Regions from separate parts of the Homo sapiens genome. Here regions 1 and 3 are each linked to region 2. A link is a loop called in an ENCODE intact Hi-C map of the cell type or tissue named here. Cell type or tissue: endothelial cell of umbilical vein. All regions are shown on one strand.

What was found. A loop is a pair of places that touch in the nucleus more often than their neighbours do. Peaks named below come from ENCODE experiments on the same cell type or tissue, not always from the same donor. Only the 100,000 strongest peaks of a DNase experiment are listed, where the experiment ranks them.
Region 1: a loop joins it to region 2, with 2.8 times the contacts of the local background. A loop is called at or near these places in 1 of 110 quality-filtered maps.
Region 3: a loop joins it to region 2, with 7 times the contacts of the local background. A loop is called at or near these places in 1 of 110 quality-filtered maps.

What each region holds. Positions count from the first base shown.
Region 1 is chrX:109,473,516-109,477,515 of GRCh38, forward strand. It overlaps GUCY2F (guanylate cyclase 2F, retinal), which reads right to left. Exons shown (of 20, transcript NM_001522.3): 2 at 1,692-2,506. The coding sequence starts at 2,421. Among named protein-coding and RNA genes, the nearest start is that of GUCY2F, 6.6 kb to the right of the region's middle. In endothelial cell of umbilical vein, a CTCF peak has its summit at 2,040 (motif pointing left); a DNase peak (open chromatin) is centred at 1,886.
Region 2 is chrX:109,344,100-109,348,099 of GRCh38, forward strand. No RefSeq gene overlaps it. Among named protein-coding and RNA genes, the nearest start is that of GUCY2F, 140 kb to the right of the region's middle. RefSeq lists an enhancer at 3,327-3,937. In endothelial cell of umbilical vein, no CTCF peak of the experiment used is centred here; DNase peaks (open chromatin) are centred at 762, 1,932 and 3,662; H3K27ac peaks cover 232 bases.
Region 3 is chrX:109,279,725-109,283,724 of GRCh38, forward strand. No RefSeq gene overlaps it. Among named protein-coding and RNA genes, the nearest start is that of GUCY2F, 200 kb to the right of the region's middle. In endothelial cell of umbilical vein, no CTCF peak of the experiment used is centred here; a DNase peak (open chromatin) is centred at 1,987.

The DNA.
Region 1 (4,000 bases), 130 kb after region 2:
AGGTGGCGCTGTGGCACCAGTATTCTTGAAAAGATGTCCAGGTAATTCTAGCATGCAGCCACACTGAGAACCCTTGACGTAAAGGAATCTCTAATGGTAGGGCAATAATATGTGCATTTGCTCCCTCCCTGCCTCAAAGGGGTTGTGGGTGGTTAGCACTCAATCCTAATTCTTCTCAGTCTGGCAGCCCAAAGAGCTTCAGGGCCTGGATTTATTTAACATTTTATGGTAGAGGCCAAAATGTCATTTCAAAGTATACAAATGGGTGGGATGTGAAACATTCATGGAATATAAACTTGCAGGAGACATTGGGCTTCAAGAAGATTTGTAACCTATTATAAAGTTATGATACTAAATATATTAGCCTGTTTCTGGCATGGCTCCTCCTGCAAATGATTTTATGTCTTTCAAAATAATTCTATGCTCTGCTTTGAAAGTATCAAGCTCTATTATGAAGTAATCAGAGCCATACTGATTGCTAAACATCACGGAATCTTGTCAACTGGAGCTGGAGGCAGATTACTGTAGTTCTGGAACTAAAAACTCCTCTTGCCCTCATCCTCTTGTGATCATCATAATTAAGGTCCAATACTGAAGCCACTTGAAACTTAAAACAGGCTTCTGATTATAGGCCAGGCCTAAGCTGGACCATTCTCTAACAAACATTTCCTTAACAATGGTTAAGGAAATGACTGGGACCAGGACTAATCCTTGAAGGAATCAGTTTGTCAAATAGTTTCTGAGATATCCATCCTAAAGTGGTGGAGTGGCTGCAGTGGGGGAATGAGCAGCGTTCCCATGAATCATAGCCATCTCCAGAGGAAGGTAAAATGGAGGTTAAAAAATTGGAATAGAAAAAATCAAAACTAGGTGTCACAAGGGCTTGCCATAAGTGTGAGTAAAAGAGATCTGATTCAAGAGGACCAGAAAGGGCCCCCTTTTGCCAAAATGCACCCAACTAACTTTGAGAATGATAGCTTTAGTGGGTCAAGTCCTTTGCTTCACATTTTGTCTATCGTCTCTGCAAGAATCGTCTTTGAACATTAAGCTTCCATTGGAAGGGGAAACTTAAAATTTAGACAGTCTTTTCATTTTAATATGCTTTCATTCATCAGCTAGGTGCCCCCCATATCAACTAACTGTGTGCTGCAAAAAGAAAAGCCCTGCTTTGAGAAAAGGCAGAAGGTATGGACATTTCGGAGTCCACAGAAGACAGATTCTAAGTAAGTGTCCCACAAGGACACTGGGTACCGTTGAAGGAAAGTATCCAGAAGGGAGTCAAAAGTAAATCTCTCCTCAGTGACTAGAACAAACAAAAATGAAGCCATAAGAAGACCCGCGCCTCCCCATACCATTTTGGCACTTTCGAAGCTACCAAGGTCCTAAGGGCAGAAAGAAAGGATGTATGGCTACAGTGCTCTTGACACCATTCTTCACTCAGGCGCTAAGAGCAGGCACTAGCATTCACAGGCATATGAAGCACAGAGTTCTTTGTACTGTTATTCAGTTCATAAAATAGGCTCTGTTGAAGCAGGGCAGTCTTGGGACCTGTGTGTGAGTGAAAAAGGGCAAATGTGTAAAGAAATGGGAAGGGATGTGCTACCCTAGGGTGTGAGGGTAGGAAACCTTTTGGAGATTGTAATCTCTTTCCCTGAAGTCACGTTTAAATTTCAGCGGGAGAAAGCACTCACTGCGAATTCTGTCTGCCTGGTGAATCCTCTGGAGGGCTTTCCGCATGCTTTGGCTGTCTTGTCCTGTGGTCAGGACGACCCCTACAGGTAAGCCGTGGCTCCGAAGAGCACTTGCGACTCGATTGGCTGTATGCACCCAAATGTCTTCATCTGAGGAAATGACTCCAGCATGAGCCCACTGGAAATATTTCATGACAGTTACAAGCACCCGGATGGGAGAAGGGAGTGTCCGAGAAAAGGTCGGGTAGCTAATTTTATTGTCTAATTCATAATTCACACAAGCCCAAGAGAAAATTCCTTTGTCCCAGCTGTTTCCCAGGAGCGAGGCTGCCTCGCAGTAGCCAGGGTTGGTAGGTCCAATAAATCCTGAGGCCATCTGGTGGTGGGAAATGAAACTGGAGAGAGCCCTCGAAGTCTGGCAGTCTTCATTGAGAATCACGTATTCAAAAGAATAACTCAGGTCAAAAGATGGGTCCCGGTTGATTCGCTCAATGGCTAATCGCGCAGCAACCTCAGGCAGGGCCTTTGAAAACAGCGAATCACAAGCCCAAGGGCCCACCACCCCTATCTTGTAGGGGAGTGTCCACACCTGCTGCGGAAGGGACATGACAGACAGAAGGCACAAGCACCACAGGAACTTGGCAGATGCAAGGCCATGGTGTCCCAGCAGTTTCCTGAAAGCCGCAAACCAGAGAACAAGGCGAGAAAAGCGCCCGAGTCCCAGGAACATAGCCCTCCTGCTTCCAGCAAGCTAATGACGAGATACTGGAGAGTTATTCTGCTTTCCCGACACAGACGGTGGTGTTTCCAAATGCCTGTCAATCAGAGGAAAAGGTTTGTTACTCACATTATTTCTGAAGCTTCTGGAAATCATCGGTTGTGAAAGAATGGCAAAAAAAAAAAAAAAATGGCAGTGCCCAAACTAAAAGTTTCTTTCCCCCATCCTGACAAAACTCCTCCTCTTCCTGTACCCCGTATCTCAGTACATGGCACATCCATCCACTGTTTGCCCACTTGCTTCTTTCAGAAAACTGGAAATCACTGAGACTCCTTCTCTTCCCCCACATTCAATCTATCACCAATTCCTATTTATTCAACTTCAGTAATAGCTGCCCACCTTACAGTGTTTTGAAAATTACATGAGTTAACACACGGCAAGTGCTTATAACAGAGCCTGGCAAGTCATTGGCATTATATTAGACATAGTATCATTATTATAGTTTTCAATATGTCCATTTTTCTCTCCCATACAGCTCTCTTGGAGAGAAATAGATGTAAACAGATAATAACAATGCAGAGTAAAAAGTGCTATGATTGAGGTAGCCCAAACAGAGAGACAGAGAGGATCACCTAAACCCAGATTTCAGGGGAGGAGAGAAGGGAGGAAGAACAGTCTCTCTGGATTGAGTACTGAAGAAAAGTTAGCCAGGTGAATGAAGTTGCAGGAGTAGTTTGGTGCTAAGATGCTAAGAGCCTTCCAAACAGAAGGAACAACATGCAGAAAGACCCAGAGGTAAAGATAGATAGATAGATAGATAGATAGATAGATAGATAGATAGATAGATAGACAGACTATATATATATGTGTGTGTGTATATATGTGCGTGTGTATATATATGTGTATATATATATGTGCGTGTATATATGTATGTGTGTGTGTGTATACATATATATATGGATTCTTAGAATTCTAAAGCATTTGTTCTGCTTGAGTCTGTGATGTCAGACAAGGCAAGGGCCAGATCACCAAGATATGCCATGATTGAATACTGTACCCAATGGTTTTAAGCAGGGAAATAGTATTATCAGATTTCCATTTTAAAGGATCTCTCTAGCAACAATGTGGAGAATGAGTTGGAAGAAAGCAAGACTGGAGGCAAAGAGACCAGTTTGGAGTCTGTCACAATAATCCATATGAGAAATGATGACAGACCAAGAGAGTGGTAGTGAAGACCTAGAGGAATGGGATCATCTCCTCCAAGATTAAAAATATCAAGATTAAGAAAACAGAAATAACAAGAACTTGGTGACTGACAAGATATAGAAGGTAAGTGAAAAGAAAGGAGGACTCTAGGATGATTTTGAGCTTTTCAGACCTAGGAAACTGATTGGAAAATGGCACAAGTCTCTGAGATAGGAAACACTGGAGGAAGGAGGTGGGAGAGACGATGCATTCTGATAGAGATCTTGAATTGGCCAACAAGTGGCAATATCCAGTAGATAACAGCACATACTGGAGGGCCTAGGAAAAAAATAGAAAGCTGAACAAGAGTTATAAATTCTTAATAGAAAGCTGAATAAGAGTTATA
Region 2 (4,000 bases):
GCTTGTGCTGGCTTGAATTTCAAGTATCTTTGGGCTTTTAGCACTGTGAAAAGCAGGGAGCTCTTGAGAAGAAACTGAGGAAAGAAAGTGGAGATCATATGTTGTTAATTAGAAAAGAAGGAATGACAAGAATGCTAAGCTTTAGCTTCAGTTCTCCTTGTAAGTTGATGACAAGCCACATGTAAAGTTTAAGATGGGTATTTTTGAACTCATCCTTCTGCCCACTGGAGCAGCTCCAGCTGTATGGTAAAGAAACAAATGTGGCAAAACAGGATGTTTCAGGCTTTTACTTTCGAAGGGCCAAATGGAAGTAGAGATCTGGTCCTTTGGTCTCCTAATCACTGAAGATTGAAGGGTTTGTGACTCTCTAGGGCTGTATTTCTCACCCTGAGTAGGCATGCTGTTTTTTCAGGTGTGATTACAGGAGGGAAGAAAAGAGTAATCAGGTTAAGTAGGCCCTGTGAGGGAAGAATATGGGATTTCTCAGGTACAATGGCAGAAATAGGTGACCACTTCTGAGTCTACCAAGAATCCTTGGGCATTTCACTAAAACTGTCACTCAAAACTCCCAGATGGAATAATCTGTAGGTTTCCAAACAAAAAGATGGCGTCTTTCCTGGATTTCAAGCTTCTAGATACCTAGACCTCCTCTGGATAGAAAGAAGGAGATGCTTGACTGTGTATGCCTTTGCCTGGGGAGAATATAAGGAATTTTAATGATTTCCTGTGTAAAGTCGTGAGGGGCCTTGGGTAGCCAGTATAAACACAAGGCATTTCAGTTGATTGGATTTATGTTCCTGAAATCAGGAAACAGGCCAATGTAAGCCTCTGTTTAGCTCCATTCTACGGGACTGGAAGTTGGAATGCAAGGAGATGCTGCCTCAGTTTTTATCTTGTAGTCAGTGGCCACTCTGTTCTTTTTGGCTGTTGTTTCAGCTACTTAAATGAGTGTGTGTGTGTGTGTGTGTGTGTGTGTGTGTGTACAGTGTGTATATATATATATATATATATATATATATATATATATGCTACCTCACTTCTCAGGGAGGTTAGGGGCTGACAGAGGGTCTGACTTCCATGGATAGGATGACTGAGTCACAAAAGGACTCCCTTCAAGCCTGGGATAATATTTCTGAAAGATACAGGGATTAGATCATATGTTCTTGAACATCCTTTTCAGAAAATCCCTTGTGTAAGAAGCACAAAGGACATCCAGGAGCTTCCATTCTTCATCTGTTATCCAAGCCTATAGGGTCTACATCACTTTATCTCAAACTCATTTTTATACCCTGTCTTATGCAAAGAACTTGACACTAAGTTAGACAGCTCTGGAATCCAGCTTGGGCTCTGCCATCAGCTAGTTGTTTAAACTAAACAATTTACGAAGTAAAAGTAGCCACCATTGACTACTGTGTCAGCCCAATGCTCAGTGCCTTACATAGATGTTCACATTTCATCCTCACAACCCTGGGAGGTAGGGACTACTATTATCCTCACTTGAGGAGGATACTGTTTTCTAGTTGAGAAAACTAAAGTTTAGTCATTGACTCAAAGTAAATGGCTAATCAGTGGCAAAGTCCAAATTAGAATCCAGAATTGTTTCCAAAGCCCACCATCCTAAGCATTAAAGTAGACTGCTTCCACTCATACACTTTGTACTCTTTCTGTTCTGGGTCCTTGTACAATAGGAATAATTATTTGAAAATACCTAGCCTGCCTTCTTTATGAGAATGTTTCCAGGACAAAATGAGAGGATGGCTATCTCATTCCATGAACATTTATGTGTTATGGGAAAGACATTATTCTGGGGTGTGGGTATTCAAAAACAAATAAGAGGTTCCTTCCCTCCAGGAGATTACCATCTGTATATTCTGTCTTGAAATCTTGCCATCTGTGAAACTGCCTGGAAAAACATAAAGCATTATGCAAGTGCCTGTTTCCTATGATACTGTTTTATTGCATGTACAGTGAAGGAAAACTAACAGCCATAGGTACAGAACAAGCCAGGGTAAAATTCCACATGGCTTTCAGCTGCTCCCTACAAAACTTGGCAAGCAGCTGTTGCCAGTCCCAAGTGAGAATGAAAGGAGAGGAAATGGGCAGTAATATGAAGAGTGACTATAATGTAATGTGACTGCTGCTTTTTTGCAATCATATTAGGATGTGCACATCCTAAAGAGTGGTGTCCCCTTCAGACTAGTACCTTGGGAGGCTAAATCCCTGTACATTTATTGCAATGATGTTGCCATTGCTCAAAATATTTTTTGGAACTCCTCTTTAGTAATTGAGTTCAGAGCCTGGGGCACATCCTTTTGAATAACCACAGTGGTGATAAATCTTTGTCCCTTGAGGATGGATTTGATTTTAGCAAACAGCTAAAAGTCATTCGGAGCCAAGTCTATAGAATAAGGTGGGTGATCCAGCTCAGTAATAGAGTCTTTAATTTTTTTAAAAGAAAACAAAACCACTTCCTCTCTTCTTCATTCCTTTCCCCACCCTACTTTCCCCTTTCTTCCCCTCTCTTCTTCTCCCTTCCAAGTATGACTGTGAGCCATGAAGACCAGTTTTCTTGTGTGGTTAATAACCTAGTGTAAGCATTAAATGACTACTATACAAGGTCACAAGACTATGTAAGGGGTGAACTAAGATTAAACACTATGTCTTATGCAGATCACAGCATTAAAAACTTCAGCTAACAGGGAAGCTTTATGATGACAAAGGAACCTAAATAATGGAAATACATGAGCAGAGGACTATGGGTTATTCGTCTCTAAAGGTTTTGCTATATCCTGCACAGAGGACACAATTATATCATTGCTTGATGTCAGTAGAAATGTCCTGTGACTTGGTACTTCTTTCCAGACAAATCCAACTGGGGATAGGCCAACACCTCTGAAAACTGACTTTCCAAATAGATTATAAGGATGAAACAAGAACTCTCTGCTTCTCTACCCACCCTGGAAACAATAATATTGTAGGAGAGTCAGGGCTGTGCCTGAGCAAACTTGTGAAGGCATGGAAACATGTGTCTTTGGCAACCACTTTTTCATATCTGCCTCCTCAATTGCTATCACCACCTTCCCTTTATCTCCCTATTCCCCAGTTAAGGAGAAGAGTGTCCAGTTAGTGCATTCATGTTAAGAGGTTACAAAGACCATATACATTTTAGAAGAGGGCATCAGGGCTGTGATGAATCCAAAAAAAAGAGAAAAAAAAAAGGAAACCAGACAAGCAGAAGAGCTTGCCACATCAGGGAGGAGATATTTTAAGGCAAGGCCAGAATACCTCAAGTCACCCAAGAGAGGCAATATCTGCCACTCCTGTGCATGACATTATCCCTAGAGTGAGTTCTACCACAGGCTTTTTTCTCTCAAGTGTTGGCTTCCATTTTAAGAGCTAGACTTTGAACCACAGAATTTCAGAGCTGCCAAAGCCCTCAAGGAGATCCCATACTGTCATTTTAAAAATTGAAAGCTAGGATGAGTGCAAGGGAGAAGCAGGAAGAGTAATAGCCTGCTCCCAGATCACAAAAGAAGTTAATGGCCCTACTGGAGCTAGAACGCAGGTCCCTGGCTTCCCACCACAGTGGGTTTTTTTTTTCTCCAGGCCAGCAGTAGTTTGCAGAAATGCCTGCTTCAAAGGCTTTGTAAAGTGAGTCACACTTCCCGTGCTAGTTTCCTCTTGATACAAGAAGCTCTTATGTTTCTCAGTGGAGGAAGGAATGAGAAAAATGTCAGAATTCTATTCCATTTCCAGAGGCCCAACAGCTTCTCTCTTTTGAGGACAAGCAATCCCCTTGGGAACTCAGGATCATTGCTTTTGAGTTCAAGCAGCCAGCATGCCTTTCACAGCAACTCGAGTTTGTGTGTGTTATTGAATCCCCAAGATGAACTATTAGAGAACTATGTTTCCATGGGTCCCAGAGCACATGGTCTTAATTAGAATGTGCAAGAGAAAAGCAAATTTCCCCTTCTGAAGGTCTGAAAGTAACTTGAAATGC
Region 3 (4,000 bases), 64 kb before region 2:
GTAGGATTATATAAGCATACTTGCTATCTGTATACACATTTATTCTTTTTCCCTTTCCCAGTTCTAAGGCTCGGGTAAGTGCCACTAGTTCTGCTAACTGGGCACTGGTCCCTGGGGGAAGAGGCTTACCTTCAAGTATGGTTACATCACTAACTATGGCATAACTTGCCCTTTGTATCCCGTTCTCCACAAATGAACTTCCATCAGTATATAGGTTAAGGTCAGGATTAGCTAAGGGGACTTCTAAGAGACCAACTCGGGTGGCATAAATCTGGACTATAATTTGCTGACAGTCATGTTTGATTGGTTCCCCATCCTCTGGGAGAAAAGTGGCAGGGTTGAGGGCTATGCATGTCATATTTGACTCCCTCAAGGAGTAGTGCCTGGTATCTAAGTAGGCCATTGTCTGATAGCCATAAACTTCCTTTGGCACCTAGTATGCCATTTACATCATGAGTAGTCCAGACAGTGAGATCCTTTCCTTGTATTTTGATAACCTCTGACACTAAGACAGCCACCGCCACAACTACCTGTAAGTGGTGAGGCCAGCCTTTTGCTACTACATCAATTTCCTTACTTAGGTATGTCACTGGTTGTGGGGTTGTCCCACGAGTCTGAGCAAGGACTCCAAGAGCTATCCCTGCTCTCTCTGTGATGTATAAAGAGAAATTTTGTCCCGTGGGAAGGCTTAAGGCTGGAGCTTGAGTTTGTTCCTTCCAATGCCCAAACTTAAGGGTTGATTCCCTCCTCAAGTAGGGGACAACAAATGGGTAACTTGTTCCCCATATTCATGTAGATAATAGCTCCAGCTTTGGCTAATATATCCCTCCCTAATAAGGGTGTGGGATTTTCAGGCATAACAAGAAAGGCATGTGAAAAGAGCAAAGTCTCCCAATTACAACTGAGGAGGTAGGAGAAATACCACCTCCTCATGCTGTCCCAGGATTCCTTGGATGGTAACAGACCTTGAGGATAGCTGTCCAGGACAGGAGATTAACACTGAGAAAGCCACACCAGTGTCCAGAAGGAAGTCAATTTTCCTGGCCCTTAATGGTTATACGTACCCGGGGCTCAGTGAGGGTGATGACATGAGCCGGCACTTGCCCCAGGCACCCTCAGTCCTGTTGTTGGATCATCTGGTTGGGGGCTTCTGGCTCAGAGAAACTTTGTCCTCTGGGGCAGTGTGCCTTCCAGTGACTGCCTCGGCATAGCGGACATGAATGGGGGGCGGCTTGTTTCTCGTTGGGCAATCTTTTTTAAGTGTCCTTGTAAACTACACTGATAACAAGCCCTACTGGGTGATTGGCCTGCTCCATTTTCTGTCCTCTCTGAAGAATTTTCCTAATTCTGCACCTGGGGGCCAGGTGCAGAAAGCTATAATTTGAATGTCCTCCAAAGTTCATATGTTGAAACTTAATCCCCATAGTGGCAGTATTAAGAGGTGTGGTCTTTAGGAGCTGATTGAGTCATGAGGGGTCCACCTTCATGAATGGGTGTGGATGCCCTTAAAAGAGAGCTTGACAAGGGGAGTTTGCCCCTATTATTCCCATCCATACTTTCCACTGTATGACAACACATTACTACTCTTCAGATAATCTAACAACAATGTTTCATCTTGGAAGCGGAGCCCAGACTCTCAATAGGCACCAAATCTGCCACATTGAGCTTGGACTCCCCACCTCCAAAAGTGTGAGAAATAAATTTCTGTTCTTTATAAATTACCCAGTCTACAGTATTTTACTATAGAAGCACAAATATACTAAGACTCAAATTATGCTCCTTCTTCAACTTGCAGTCTAACTGGGCAAAGCAACGTGATTTGCAAGATAATAAACATTCACATAGAGATAAAGGACTCCAGTCAAAGTCGACTGCAGCACACCCTGGGCTAGTTACATTGGCCTGCCTCTGCATTCTGTGTTCTCACATCTCATGTGCCTTTTGTTCCACTGAGCTCTGAGCCAGGCTAGAAAGGCAAGTCTATTACTTCTTCCAAGTGAGATGGCAGAGTTCCAAGTGCAGGAAGGAAACAATCTTATCAGACCTCTAGCCCATTGATAAAACCACAGAAGGAAATCATTGAGTCTTAAATTGAGAAAGGGAAGTCTTAGATAAAAATAAGAATTGCCTGGGAGTTTCCACTTTAAAGTAACTTTTTCCACATCAATAGAACAACTTTTTATCATAGCAAGGGTAATTTATTTGTGGTCTTAGAGCCGAAATGCTGTTTGCCTGTTTAGAGCTGTTTATAAGGTCTACAGTAATGATTAATCCCTCCCACTCCCAAAAGATAGCCATTCTTTTCTCTACACCACTTCCTTTTTCAATTCATCAAGTCTTGTCCTAAAGGCCCAGAGTTCTTCTTTCAGATACTCTCTGAGTTTTCCCAGTACTGTATTTAGGTTTCATAATAGAAGAAACTGCCAGATGGTGAAAAGAGACTGCCTGGACAACATATCAAAAGAAATTATGAAATTGCTTTCATTCTAGATACTACCTGTCTGAATCTGTGTAGAATATATCCCTCCATTAGAAGGTTTTTTCCAATGCTAGAGTTTTAGAATTCTACGTGGTGTTTTGGGTTTTTCAGTTAGTCAGTTAATTAGCTTGCTTATTTATTTTCATATTCAATGATATTATTCTTCAACCACACTCAGAAAGAGACCAGACACATTGAGGAGAGTGAACTATAGTAGGGGTAAATATATAAATATGCAAAGGAACACCAAAGCCAGAGAAATTTTCAAACACCCACAATTTCAATAGAATCTTCATGCTGAGGAATTATCTTCAGCCTTCTTCATTAACTTAAAGACTTAAGGTAAATTTCTATGGGACAGTGACCTAAGGGCCTTTATGGGAGTTAAGAAAGAGTGGAAAATCCAACAAAAAACAGAAATCTCTTGAATTTTTCTCTCTTTTTTACAAGTTTGGCCAACAATGCAATGCAGGCAGTTATATCTTTTATAAATTTATTTTAATAGCTTTCTGGAGATATAATTTACATACTATGCAATTCACTCATTTAACATGTAGATTTCAGTGGCTTTTCATATATTCACAGAGATGTGCAATCATCAACCTATTTAAATTTAGAACATTCTAATCACGTCCAAATGAAATCCCATATCTATTAATAGTCACTCCCCATTCCCAGTAACTAAAAGCTGTTTACAATTTAACCCTAAATTACAAACAAATAAGAGAAAAATACCGTAACCCCCACTCCAATACCCAAATGACTGAACAATCAAAGAGCATGCCAACTTTCAGCTAGGCTGATGGCTGACATCGCAATGGTTCAATTCCCTCCAAACCCTTCCCTTAATCCTTGGGCAACCACTAATGTACTTTCTGTCTCTACAGATTTGCCTATTCTGGACATTTCATATACAAAAAATCATATGGCACGTTTTTCTCTGGCTTCTTTTACCTAGAATAAAATTTTCAAGGATCATCCGTGTTGTAGCATGTATCAGTATTTCATTCCTTCTTATGGCTGAATGATATTATATTGTATGGATATACCACATTTTGTTTATCCTTTTTTCTGTTGATGGGCATTGGCATTGTTTTCACTGTTTGGCTAGTATGAATAATGCTACTATAAATATTCATGTATGCATTTTTATATAGACATGTGTTTTCATTTTTCTTAAGTATACCTAGGAATGGAATTGCTGGGTCATAGAGTAGTTGTATGTTGAATTTTTTGAGGAACCGGCAGACTGTTCTCCAAGCTGCAACATCATTATACATTCCCATCAGCAATGAATGAAAATTCCAATTTCTCCATGTCCTCAGCAACACTGGATATTCTCTTTTTTCTTATAGCCATCCTATAGCCTTGAGTGTGTTGTATCTCATTCTGATTTTGATTACCATTTCCCTGATGACTAACAATGTTGAGTGTCTTTCTATGTGTTTGTTAGCCATTTGTGTATCTTTTTTGGAGAAATGTCTATTCAAATTATTTACCCATTTTTAAATTGGGTTATTT